Linked DNA regions of Homo sapiens: regions 1 and 3 are each linked to region 2. The links are chromatin contacts, found by Hi-C or POLR2A ChIA-PET in ENCODE. All regions are on one chromosome and are shown on one strand. The core of a region is the stretch at or near the end of the contact, and the rest is flanking DNA. Distances in the headings are between cores, read along the strand shown.

Evidence for each region. A loop is a pair of places that touch in the nucleus more often than their neighbours do. ChIA-PET counts read pairs that join two places held with the same protein, here RNA polymerase II (POLR2A). Pooled maps may share reads with other maps.
Region 1: a map of CD4-positive, alpha-beta T cell shows a loop between it and region 2 (1.9-fold over the local background). The contact joins two enhancer-like sites. A Hi-C loop is called at or near these places in 6 of 168 maps with a recorded cell type or tissue (CD4-positive, alpha-beta T cell, Caco-2, GM12878 and 3 more) and 10 of 50 pooled maps. POLR2A ChIA-PET finds 5 or more read pairs at or near these places in 5 of 52 experiments (A549, B cell, HepG2 and 2 more).
Region 3: POLR2A ChIA-PET joins it to region 2 with 14 read pairs in HepG2. The contact joins two enhancer-like sites. A Hi-C loop is called at or near these places in 2 of 50 pooled maps. POLR2A ChIA-PET finds 5 or more read pairs at or near these places in 2 of 52 experiments (HepG2 and K562).

The regions. Positions count from the first base shown.
Region 1 is chr2:207,692,321-207,696,682 of GRCh38, reverse strand. No RefSeq gene overlaps it. Among named protein-coding and RNA genes, the nearest start is that of CCNYL1, 17 kb to the left of the region's middle. Within about 2 kb of position 1,827, at least 2 of the 41 ENCODE cell types and tissues checked have a DNase peak (open chromatin) inside an H3K27ac peak, as active enhancers do.
Region 2 is chr2:207,746,747-207,750,715 of GRCh38, reverse strand. CCNYL1 (cyclin Y like 1) reads right to left here. Exons shown (of 10, transcript NM_001330218.2): 8 at 3,503-3,669. Among named protein-coding and RNA genes, the nearest start is that of MIR4775, 6.1 kb to the left of the region's middle. Within about 2 kb of position 2,320, at least 3 of the 41 ENCODE cell types and tissues checked have a DNase peak (open chromatin) inside an H3K27ac peak, as active enhancers do.
Region 3 is chr2:207,790,202-207,793,975 of GRCh38, reverse strand. No RefSeq gene overlaps it. Among named protein-coding and RNA genes, the nearest start is that of FZD5, 22 kb to the right of the region's middle. Within about 2 kb of position 1,600, at least 6 of the 41 ENCODE cell types and tissues checked have a DNase peak (open chromatin) inside an H3K27ac peak, as active enhancers do.

The DNA of each region.
Region 1 (4,362 bases), core at 578-3,077, 54 kb after region 2:
CCAAGGCCAATCAACTCCATCTACATACACTTGTCCTTCCACTCCAGGCTGCTTTTGACAGTTATTCAACAAAAACAAGGGATCAAACTCAGGGCACGTGAATTGGAAAAAATAACAATAAAAAACAAAAAATGCCATTAGTAAGAGCCCAGGTTCTTGGGCCCATCTGCTCACTTGACCACAGAAGAAAGGTGACACTAAAAAGACAGGTAGGGGCTGGATGCGGTGACTCACACCTGTAATCCTAGCACTCATGCCCGTAATCCCAGCACTTCGGGAGGCCGAGGTGGGCGAATCATGAGGTCAGGAGATCGAGACCATCCTGGCCAACATGGTGAAACCCTGTCTCCACTAAAATATAAAAAATTAAGCCAGGCATGGTGGTGCGTGCCTGTAGTCCCAGCTACTCGGGAGGCTGAGGCAGGGGAATTGCTCGAACCTGGGAGGCAGAGGTTGCAGTGAGCCGAGATTGCACCACTGCACTCCAGCCTGGCGACAGAACAAGACTCTGTCTCAAAAAAAAAAGATAGGTAGGGCTGGGCACGGTGGCCCACACCTGTAATGCCAGCACTTGGAGAGGCTGAGGTGGAGGATAGCTTGAGCCCTGGAGGTCAAGGCTGCAGTAAGCAATTATCGTGCCACTGCACTCCAGCCTGGGCGATAGAGCAAGACTCTATCTAAAAAAAGAAATGATAGGCAGTGGTGCCTATCTAATTAAGCTGGACATTTCCAGGAGCAAACATCTTGAGACTGAAAAGGGGACATCAGGAGGCCACTAGCTCTGGGCCTCACTATCACCAAGGGCCTCAGTGCCACCAGGTCACACCCACAGTTAAATAGAAGCACTGGCAGGTTTGAAGAAAGAAGATGGCATCGACCAACTTCAGCTCTCTGTCTCATTACTGTCTCACCTCTCATGAACTATGAACCAATATTTTAAATAAACCCCCTAATAACCCCCCAGTCACTTTGGGAATATAATAATTACACTGAACTGAATGTGTGTGTGCATGTGGATGTTGGAATTGCTTACTTGTTAAATACTGATGTTTAAAATACACGACAAATCTTGTAACCCTATTTTGGCATATCTTTTTCTTCTTCTTTTTGGTTTTTGTTTAATATGGAAGTGGACAGTGCCTCTCTTGACCTCTGGAAGGCCCTATGAAAACCTGAAACCGAGGCAAGGTGACAAAGTCTGGTCATTCAGCACTAAGGGCCGCCTCAGATTACTTCTTTACTTAGAAAAACAAAATGTTGTTGCAAAAGATTCAGAGTCACAAATATTCTTCCCGGGCCTGTCAGTTTCTGAATTCTTAGATTTTTCATTTAATTTAGCCATCAGGGAATTTCTGAGACTAGAAATACCTAGGCAGAACCCAAACAAAATCTCGAGCACGAGCCCATATCTTCAAGGTTGGTGAGAATCAGATATGTGTCTGGGCTAAAGTGAGCGAGGGAACTGATTTTTACCCCATGCAGTCACCTCAGGATCAGATAGAAGGTGAATGAGAGGTTGCACGTGTCTCGATGTGTATCTTACCAGATCCTCATGCTTATTTTCTTGAGCAATCCTAAATACCTTGTTTAGAATGTTTGCAAAACTATAGTTTAGTCTTTGTAACTGCCACTTCCTACCAGAAACTAGAATGCCATATGTTCAGTATAGAAATGACAACATAAAGCTTTTTAACAACTCTTGTCCTCTGTAATAGTACTGTCCCCTTGAGTTTGAGGGATCATGACACTGTCTGTATGTAGTTTTAAATTCCCCAGTGATGCCAAATATATTTGTGTCAACAGATACTGTTCCAAAATACCGGAGTTCAACTTAGCTGAATACCAAGGGACTGACTCAAATTACTTTGAAGGAAATAAATATATCTTTACCGAACTCATATGACAAACTGTAGAAAACTCAGAAAATTTGTATTATAAAGAGTTAGAAAGTAGTAAAGTAGGAAATTTCCAAAAAGGCTAATAAGTTTTATGCTTTAATTATATTAGTGTAGCCCTTTTCAATTCACTTTTTTAGCAGCCATATGTGAAAATGCTGATTTTGCTAACTAGTGATAGTATTTAATTAATTACTAATACTAAATAATTATTGTTAGAAACATAGAAAGCTGTCTTTTACTACAGAACTTTTCAATATAGTGAACTAATAATCATAGTAATAATAATCATCAAGTTAATACCTAATTTTGAGGACTTAAGATGAGCTGAGAGCTCTGCTAAGCACTTTTTTAATTTTTAATTTTTTTTTTTTTTTTTTTTTTGTGGAGATAGGGTCTCACTTTGTTGGCCAGGCTGGTCTCAAACTCCTGGGTTCAAGCAATCTGCCCACCTCTGTCTCCCAGGGTGTTGGAATTACAGGCATGAGCCACCCCACCTGGCCGTAAGTACTTTTATAGGTTGTCTCATATAAACCTCCCAACAACCTTATGAGATAGGGGAAATAATTTTTTACTTCAGAGCCTAGGGATCATAATGGCTAAGATTTTTATTGAGAATTTACTATGTGACAGGTGCTGTTCTAGGTCCTGTATGTGGATTAACTCATTCATTCCTCACGACTACCCACAAAGCAGCACTCTCATTATTCCCATCTTAGGGAATAAGGAAACAGAGCTGAAGTGACCCGCCCAAGGTCTCATAGCTGTAAGTGACAAGCCAACATGCTCAGGCTCTAGCAATCTGGCTCTAAGCCCAATCTTTTCCTCTCTAAATGGCTAGTCAACACTAGTTACATTATCTTTAAGACTTTTGCATGCCAGGAACTGTCTCAAACGATCTTCAGCTATTAAATTATTTCTCCATGAGGAGCTCATTGTTTTTCCCATTACTCAGATGAAGAAAGTAAGGTACAGGTCACTTGCTCAGAGTTTAGAGCTAGGATTCAAAATCTGGTTTTGCCTGATTCCCAGGCTCTTACTGTTTCCACCTTACTGCACAGGAAAAGTTGGTATGGCTTCTAAAGATGCATCGTGACTCCAAAGGAAAAGTATATGCATAGTGAAAATTTGATTAATCAGGTCATGAAATAGAAGAAATGCCCCGCAAACACAGTGTGCCACATGTTAGACACACACACGGGAGTGCAGAGCTAGATGACACCCTTCCTTTGTCTCCTTGCATCTTCCAGGGTTCTGGCCCTAGAAAAAGATTAAAAATGGGCAGGGGAGGCTGGGCGCAGTGGCTCATGCCTGTAATCTCAGCACTTTGGGAGGCCGAGGCGGGCGGATCACAAGGTCAGGAGATGGAGACAATCCTGGCTAACACGGTGAAACTCCATCTCTACTAAAAATACAAAAAATTAGCGGGGCGAGGTGGCAGAAGCCTGTAGTCGCAGCTACTGGGGAGGCTGAGGCAGGAGAATGGCGTGAACCTGGGAGGCAGGGCTTGCAGTGAGCCGAGATCGCGCCACTGCACTCCAGCCTGGGCCACAGAGCGAGACTCCATCTCAAAAAAGGACGGGGGAAGCTGCCATCTTCAGCAAACCAGACTTGGAAGACATCCATGAGTCCTGGTTGCATCCAACCCGACTCTTTATTGGGCTTGCCCAGGCTGGAAGACACAGGGTCAGAATCTATCCTCATGGTTTCTCATATTTTAAAATTATTACCTGGGAGTAGTGGGCCATACTTACAGGGCCAGCTACTTAGGAGGCTGAGGCAGAAGGATCCCTTGAGCCCAGGAGTTAGAATCCAGCCTAGGCAACATAACAAGACCTTGTCTCTAAAAAAAATGTAAAAACATCGTTTTAGTTATTTATTTAGGCCAGTGGTGTGAAAAGGCTCAAGTGGCAGGCGAGCAGTGGAAGCACAAGAGAAACTATTCTTGCAAAGTGAAGACCAGCTTGTAGTTTTTCCTGTTATTCATTTTGCGTTTCCTCTTCCTCACCATTGAACATTGTTTAAGGCATTATTTAGGCACTAAGTTGAAGTAATTTCTATTTTCTTAAATTTCTTAGATTTCTATTTCCCCACATTACTTTTTGAAGGACACAGCCTCAGCTTTTTGCAGTGTACTTTCAAAAATCTGGAGATGGTTCCAGCCTAGCCTGGTGCACAAGGCAAAAGACATTTCCCCTGCAAAAAAGGTGTTTCATTTTTCTGAACTGTATACACAATTGTCACTTTTCTTTGTTTCTTCAGAAATATATCCCTCCATACAATAAACTATTGTCATTTCTTCTTTCTGAAGTCATCTTAGTCTGTTGCATTATTCAATTGCGATGCTTGAGTCCTCTGCCAGGGCTTGCTGTGAATGGCGCCCCCTGGGATTATTCAGGGCACAAACAACGATAAGCAGTGGCCCTGAGGTCAGAGCTGTATGCTAGGAGAACTGAGCACTGGAGCA
Region 2 (3,969 bases), core at 1,071-3,570:
GCTGACTCGGGCCTCATTCTTCAGAGTTCCATTAGTGCAGCTGTACAATTCATACTTCACGCTCACTCACAAGGCCCCACTATAGTGATCAGATGAAAGGAATGATGTATGCTGTTTATTAGCTCTGAAGAACTTGCAGACATTTTCACCAGGCTGATAACAGGAAGGGGCTTATTGAAGTAGAGAAGCACCAACAAAAGGAGTAGGCATATCACCACGGCAACAAATGGATCCATCAAGAGCCACTGCTATTATCTCTGAGGGGGAAAAACTCTTGAGGCAACAAGGATTCATCTCAAATAAATAAATAAGCAAGCTACATTACAGGGGAAGGGAATCCCCTCCCCCTGTCCCGGCGCATGAGGCTATGTCAAAGGGCATAATGCAAGTTTCTGCTCACTTTAATATTATGAAGGTGAGAAATTGTCACTATGACAGGGTGAGGATACTCTTTAAACTTTGGAAGGCAGAAAGATCAAAGGTGGATGTCTTGGCTAGACTAAACCCATTTTATGATATGACTTATGGTAGGTCACTGGACTTAAAAACTCAGTGTTTCTTCTGAGTTGGGAATGAAACCCTGAGGTGCTCAGTATCTACCGTCCTGGTCAGAACAGAATGTAGGAGTGAGCTGAATGCAATGGGAGAGGAAAGGGCTGGGAGTAGTAGTCGGCTACATGACCACACAGCTGCCCTTGCCAAATGCTTAAGCAAATAAACATAAAACTAGAGAAAATCTTAACCACTTTCACAGTAATCCCTATAAGGAGTTAACTGTATAAAAATGATAAATACCTAAACAACATATTTGGTTTCTTGGTTTCAAAGTTTTAATATTTTATCCACTGGGTAAGTCAACAAATGCTTGATGATCTCCTGTATGGAGAGCAGTTAATATGAGCAGAGATGTGGTTTTCTCATTTGCTGAGCTTAAAAACCCAACTGAACCTACTTCCAAAATTAATTTCCTGTTCATATGTCCATAAGCCTATAGAAATGTAAATCAGATAATGTTTTGATAATCAGCTAACCAGGACTTAATTTACTACAGCAATAAATGCACTTCACAATCCCTTTTATATTTTTTCCACTAATACATTTTAACTGTGTAGAAATATAGTACTTCATAGGATTAACACACATATTAATAGAGGTTTAATCACTGAAGAAAAGCATTATGCTTACAGAATATGCATCTTCTAGGTTTTTTGTTTTTTTTTAAATGGCTAGGTGGCTGAATAGCATACCCTTTACAGGCACAGCAAACCGTCTGAATAGCAGCTGCTCAGTTTAACTTATTCTTTTAAAGGGAAATATATTCTAACAGGACATGTAGCTGTTGAAAATTTTTAAGAAAAACCTGATAGACACCAATTTAAAATTGTTTCAATTTAGACTCAAAATGAGACCACTACAAATAGTCAACAGCAGGGGGATGAGACAAATGTATATTAAACAGTTTGTTGAAATGCTTTCCAAAGATCATAAACAAAAGCAGCCTGTTTGTAGCATAGCTCCTGGTGCTTCCCTGGGCATACACAAACAGCACTATTTAGAACTGGTCTTCTTGGAGCTGGCCCCTGCCACCACTGCTCCTGAAGCTTACATCTGTAGAAACCTGCACATTTCCCTGCAGGTTCTCTGATACTGTATCTTGAACTAGAGCACCAGTCAGTTCAGTTGCAGGTTTTGAGAACATTTTAGCTGCCATCATGGTAGGGCTAAGTGTTCATAATAATAAATTTTGCTTCCTTCAAGAAACCAGTTTGCAGACGGATGACAGCAGTGATCAAAGTCACTTTAGTTTCTGCAATTTCCAAAAGTACTTCCATTTGTTTCAAATTCATTTGCTGTCACACCCTTTGCTAAAACGGCTACCAGCAATATCACTAGGGCTGTTCGGTAAACAGTAAAGTGGTCAACTTCACCAGAAGCCACTTCAACAGCTACCACAATTACTGGTTCCTTTTTAGTCACAAGTATCCTCACTTCAGTTGTGAATATATGGTATGGTAATTCTGAATGACAGTCATATGGAGTAATGGGCAAAGGCAATAAAAACAAACTCTTGCCACTGCCTGTCATGACCTTGATCTTCCTCTGCTGCTCAACATCATCAAGAGGTGCTCCTTCATATTTTTCTAAATGCCACCCACAAAGCCATTCTCACTGTCTGGTGGGCACCCTGAGAGCCTTTGCTGGAAATGCCTCCCTGGCTCAGCCTGCCTACCAAGCTCCAAGGCCCTTCCCTTCACGGCCGACACGAGGCCAGCCTGGAAGGAACCCTGATGAAGCTGCTGTTTCAGGGTCATATTGGTGCCATCTGTGAGGAACTCCATGACTCAGCAAGGATCCTTGCACTCTCATAGGTAACTCAAGGCCCCCAAAGTGGTGCTGTGGTTGTCCGAGTGCCCAGGGAGCCTCTCGAGTGTGGTGAGCGTTGGATGATGCCCCAGCAGTGCTTCTCAGACCGCCTGAGGGGAACGCTGGAGCTTCCTAACTCAGGAGACCAATTTCTAAATACAAAAAACACTCCTAATGGGGAGGGGTCAGGGGCACAGGGATCTTCATATCTCAAGGCTTCTGTAAAAACAGACCTTCAGATAAAATGTGGAAAGACTAGCAAAAGCAAATATACAATGTGTGACTCAGGTTGAAGCTACGTAACTTCTCAATAGTCCAGAGGCCCTAAGACCTAATAGTGGCCAAACAATTATTTCAAAGGCCAGACATATGCCCTTTAAGGGCTGTTTATACCCTACTGGTCACATGAAAAGATATAAATGAATGAATGAATGAATGAATGAAAAAGAGAAAGGAGCTTGAACTGGCAGATAACTTTTTAAAAGCCATAAAGAGGCCAGGCGTAGTGGTTCATGCCTGTAATCCCAGCTCTTTGGGAGACGGAGGCGGGCGAATCACAAGGTCAGGAGTTCAAGACCAGCCTGACCAACACAGTGAAACCTCGTCTCTACTAAAAATACAAAAATTAGCCAGGCATGGTGGCGCATGCCTGTAATCCCACTGTAATCCCAGCTACTCAGGAAGCTGAGGCAGGAGAATCGCTTGAACCTGGGAGGTGGAGCTTGCAGTGAGCCGAGACTGCATCACTGCACTCCAGCCTAGGCAACCGAGCAAGACTCCGTCTCAAAACAAAAAATAAAATAAAATAAAGATATTTACTGTGCTATGTTGTTCTGGTAGTATACTTGTAAGATTTTTGCCAAAAACCACCCAAAAAATATTTTTCAATTTATCAAGCAGATTATTACACATCAAAACCTACCAAGTAATGATGGAAAATATGAAGTTAGTTTTTTTTTTTTTGAGACAGTCTTGCTCTATTGTGAACTGTTATACTAAAGATAGACAGATATAGTCTTATGCCTATTTCCATTATCTGCATAATGTAACCTTTAAAAATATTCCTTAAATTGTTAACTTTATAGGAATAAGATACTGGAAAATGGTTAGAAAGTTCACCAAAACCTTACAAACTCACATGTCCTCAACTGTAATGTCCTTGAGGATCTGGCAGTAGTCCACATTCCATACAGCCTGATCGTCCCAAACCTTGGAGGCAAGAAGAATGGCTCCCAGAACAATCCTTTTCCAGTTGGTGGGACAAATGTCGATTTCAGCATAAGTTAAAAGCCTTTCTAAGTAAACCTGTAAAATAGAGCACTGGTCTTTGATTTTAGTTCAGTTTAAATGCTTTGATAAGCTTTTTTTTTTTTTTTGAGACGGAGTTTCACTCTTGTTGCCCAGGCTGTAGTGCAATGGTGCGATCTCGGCTCACAGAACCTCCGCCTCCCAGGTTCAAGTGATTCTCCTGCCTCGGCCTCCCGACTAGGTGGGATTACAGGCATGCGCCACCATGCCCAGCTAATTTTTGTATTTTCAGTAGAGACGGGGTTTCTCCATTTTGGTCAGGTTGGTCTCGAACTCCTGATCTCAGGTGATCCACCA
Region 3 (3,774 bases), core at 351-2,850, 44 kb before region 2:
GCGACAGAGAGAGACTCTGTCTCAAAAAAACAAAACAAAACAAAACCCAAAAAGCAGGATATGGAACATTTTTAAGATGAACCCAAAAAACTTTCCTCATGCCCCTTTCCAAGTAATCGTCTTCTCCTTCTGTCCTCTGTGCATCTTCCTATCCTTCCAGCCCCTGCAAGCAAACATGGACCTGATTTCTAGTTTTGCATGATCTAGAACATCGTGTAAGCAGAGTCATATGGCATGTACTCTTGTCTCTAGCTTCTTTCACTCAACATAATTTCTTAAGCTTCATTCATGCGGTCATATGGATCGGTAGTTTGTTCCTTTTTTTTTTTTTTTTTTTGAGACAGAGTCTTGTTTTGTCGCCCAGGCTGGAGTGCAGTGGCGCGATCTCGGCTCACTGGAAACTCCGCCTCCCAGGTTCAAGCGATCCTCCTGCCTCAGCCTCCCGAGTAGCTGGGATTATAGGTGTGGGCCACCACGTCCAGCTAATTTTTGTATTTTTAGTAGAGATGGCGTTTCACCATGTTGGTCAGGCTGGTCTCGAACCCCTGACCTCATGATCTGCCTGCCTCAGCCTCCCAAAGTGCTGGGATTACAGGCACGAGCCACTGCGCCCGGCTAGTTTGTTCTTTTTTATTGATGAGTAATAACCTGTTGCATGGATCTACCACAATTTGCGTATTCATCTGTCAGTTGACACCTGGACTGTTTTCAGTTTTTGATTATTACAAATAAAAATACAGAGAAAGGCCGGGTGCGGTGGCTCATGCCTGTAATCCCAGCACTTTGGGAGGGTGAGGCAGGCAGATCACCTGAGGTCAGGAGTTCAAGACCAGCCTGGCCAACACGGCAAAACCCTATCTCTACTAAAAATACAAAAATTTGCCGGGCATGGTGGCACACGCTTGTAATCCCAGCTACTCAGGAGGCTGAAACAGAAGAATTGCTTGAACCCAGGAGGCAGAGGTTGCCGTGAGCTGAGATCGCACCACTGCACACTCCAGCCTGAGCGACAGAGCAAGACTCTGTCTCTAAAAAACAAACACAGCAAAAAAAAAAAAAAAAAAAAAAACAAAAAAAAAAAACATGTCTAAGTCTTTTTGAAGATAGGTGTTTTTCCTCTCTTGGGTGAATGTCTAGGAGCAGAATGGCTGGATTAAAGCTGACTGTTTTCCACATTCTTCCTGTCACTCAGTACCTCAAGATTCACTGCCTGGACAAAATGGAGGCAAAGAGAGTTTGGGGGAAAATATAAGCTGGAATGGGAGGCGGCAGCATTTTAGAGTAGGAGATACCAGGAACTTGGATTTGTAAGACCTCAGCCAGCTCTCGCTTCTCCTGGGACTGACTTTGTCTTTGGTGAGTCAATCATTCAGGACCCCAGTCCCCTCATGTGTAAAGAGAGCAGTCATGCTAAAGAGCTCCAAGTAGGAGCACACATTTTCAAAGGTAGATGCCCCAGGAATGAAGCTGGGCCATTAGCCAACTCCTTGCCCCGTCTTGGAGGTGAGAAGACGTGGTCAGGCTCCCCACCACTGAGTCCAAGTGAGGAAAATGGCATGTTCAGCATGGCTTTCTGGAGGTGGCTAGGGAAGAACAAACCAGTGACTCATCTAGATCCAGGAAGTTCTGTCTTTGTTCAGCCTCCAGCTCACAGTTGAGCTGTGGCGGGGTGGGGGGGGGTGGGGGGAGGGGGGGAAGGGGGAGGAGATTCCGGTCTTCTGCACCTCCTTCTATGTAATCTGGAAAGTAAGCTTGGATTCTAGTCCCGGCCCACTACTAACCAAGGGAGCTTGGACAAGCCACCTAACATCCAGGCACTTCAGGGAGCTTCCATTCAGCAACATGTATAAAGCAGTCCCATAATAAAATAAGGAAATGTGTTATTAGAAGTGACAATGAGAAATGCTGAGGACTAAGGTTTGGGGATGTAGAGATAAGCAATTCATGAAACTCTGCAAACAGCAACTTCCCATCTCTCCCGGTTTTCTCTCTCAATATCTTTATTTCCAGTTCCCCAGTCAAATGCAACAGCTCCCCCAGCCACCCCCACCGCGCCCAACCCCTCTTGCCCCCCCGCCCCCCACCCCCCACACCAGTGAATGCCTGCTAGGCTCCAGGTGTTTATCTGGACTGGAATGCCCCCATCCCTGGAGGGTCAAATACTTCTTGCCAGGTAATAGAGCTCCAGGAGGACAGGGTTGGACGCTAAGAGAGGCAGGCCTGGGCTGGAATGCTGACTCCACTTGCTAGTGGGCAGATGTGGAACTGGGAGTTACCTCATCTCATTTTCCCCAGGTACAAAGTGGAGCCAGTGCTACCTTCCTTGGAGGAGTCTTTTGAGGACTAAATTAAAAGCTATAGTTTAGCATCATGCTAGTACATCATAGGTGCTGAAATAAACATTTGCACTGAATAAAAGTAAAGAACGATCCATGGATGTTTTTGGGGAGCTGTGAAAATAATTTGTTTAGGGAAGTGTTAGATATGGATCAGAGATCATGAGCTCCATGAATTTAAGGGACCCTGTCCTTCAGGTTTATCTGGCACAGTGCGTGGCATATCACTGGCACTTGATAGTACTTGTCCAATGAATTATTCCATAAGGAAGACCTTGGATAGCAAATTGTTCAATTTGCAAATCCAGTGATTGTTTTGTCCTTTTATTTAACAGTGATTACATGCTAATCTCCAGGGCAGGCTCTGAGAAAGGCACAGAAGCCAGACCCTGCCTTCTTAGGGGTGCTGCATAAAAGCCAGGTTTCATGATGTTAGGGATGAGGATTTGGCTGGGGAGTGGAAAAACTGGAGCACAAGGGACACTGATGGGTGGGAGGCTAGCCGGGAGGCTCTAGCTGTGGCTGGACAGGACCAGGCAAGGCTGGGAATGTGGCCAGAGGCACTGGTTTGAGAGATAGTACCAGGGGAGAGTTCTCAACTGGTGGAGGAAGGGAGACCTCAAGACAAGTTCAGGTTTTTGTAGACAGATTTTCTAGCCATGTGCTTGGCCACTGGAGAGTAGAACCTTCCTTGCCATGGTGGTGACAAGTTGTTGTGTCTTGGGGAGAAAGCCTCCCCTATTCCAGAAGGGCAGTGGGCTGGTGTGAAAGACCTCCACAGATGGGACTCCCAACCTTCTGGGAGTCCATCTGATTCTGCAGAGCAGGGGGTTTCCTGATGTTCCTGGGATATGGTAGAAACTTCAACTGCCCCTCTCCCTGCTCCACTCTGTCCTGCTCACAACAGGGTAGACTGATATTCACACTGATAGAGAGCACTTTTCCAGGGAAACCCCAAATGCCATAGCCTGAGGCCCAAGGCCTAGAGGCTTTCTGAAGAGGGTAGGAACTGGGCTGAGCTCAGAGGAGCTTGTTGAAATATTAAACAAGCATCTTTCACTACATGACCTCCGGGGTTTCAATTTGTGTCTCCTTAATATGCCATTAACTGTTCCATGTATTCCATTGTATTTACTTATTTCTTTCCTCATCCCCTACACCTCTGTTGGGAGGTTTTCAGCCATCTATTCACTTAACAATTATTCATGGAGTGCCAACATGCTGGAGATACAAAGGAAAACAAGAGGCCGGAGCGGTGGCTCATGCCTGTAATCCCAACACTTTGGGAGGCTGAGACAGAAGGATCACTTGAGGTCAGGAGTTCGAGACCAGCCTGGCCAACATGGCGAAACCCCGTCTCTATTAAAAATACAAAAGTTAGTCGGGCATGTTGGTGCGTGCCTGTAATCCCAGCTGTTGGGAGGCTGGCAGGAGAATT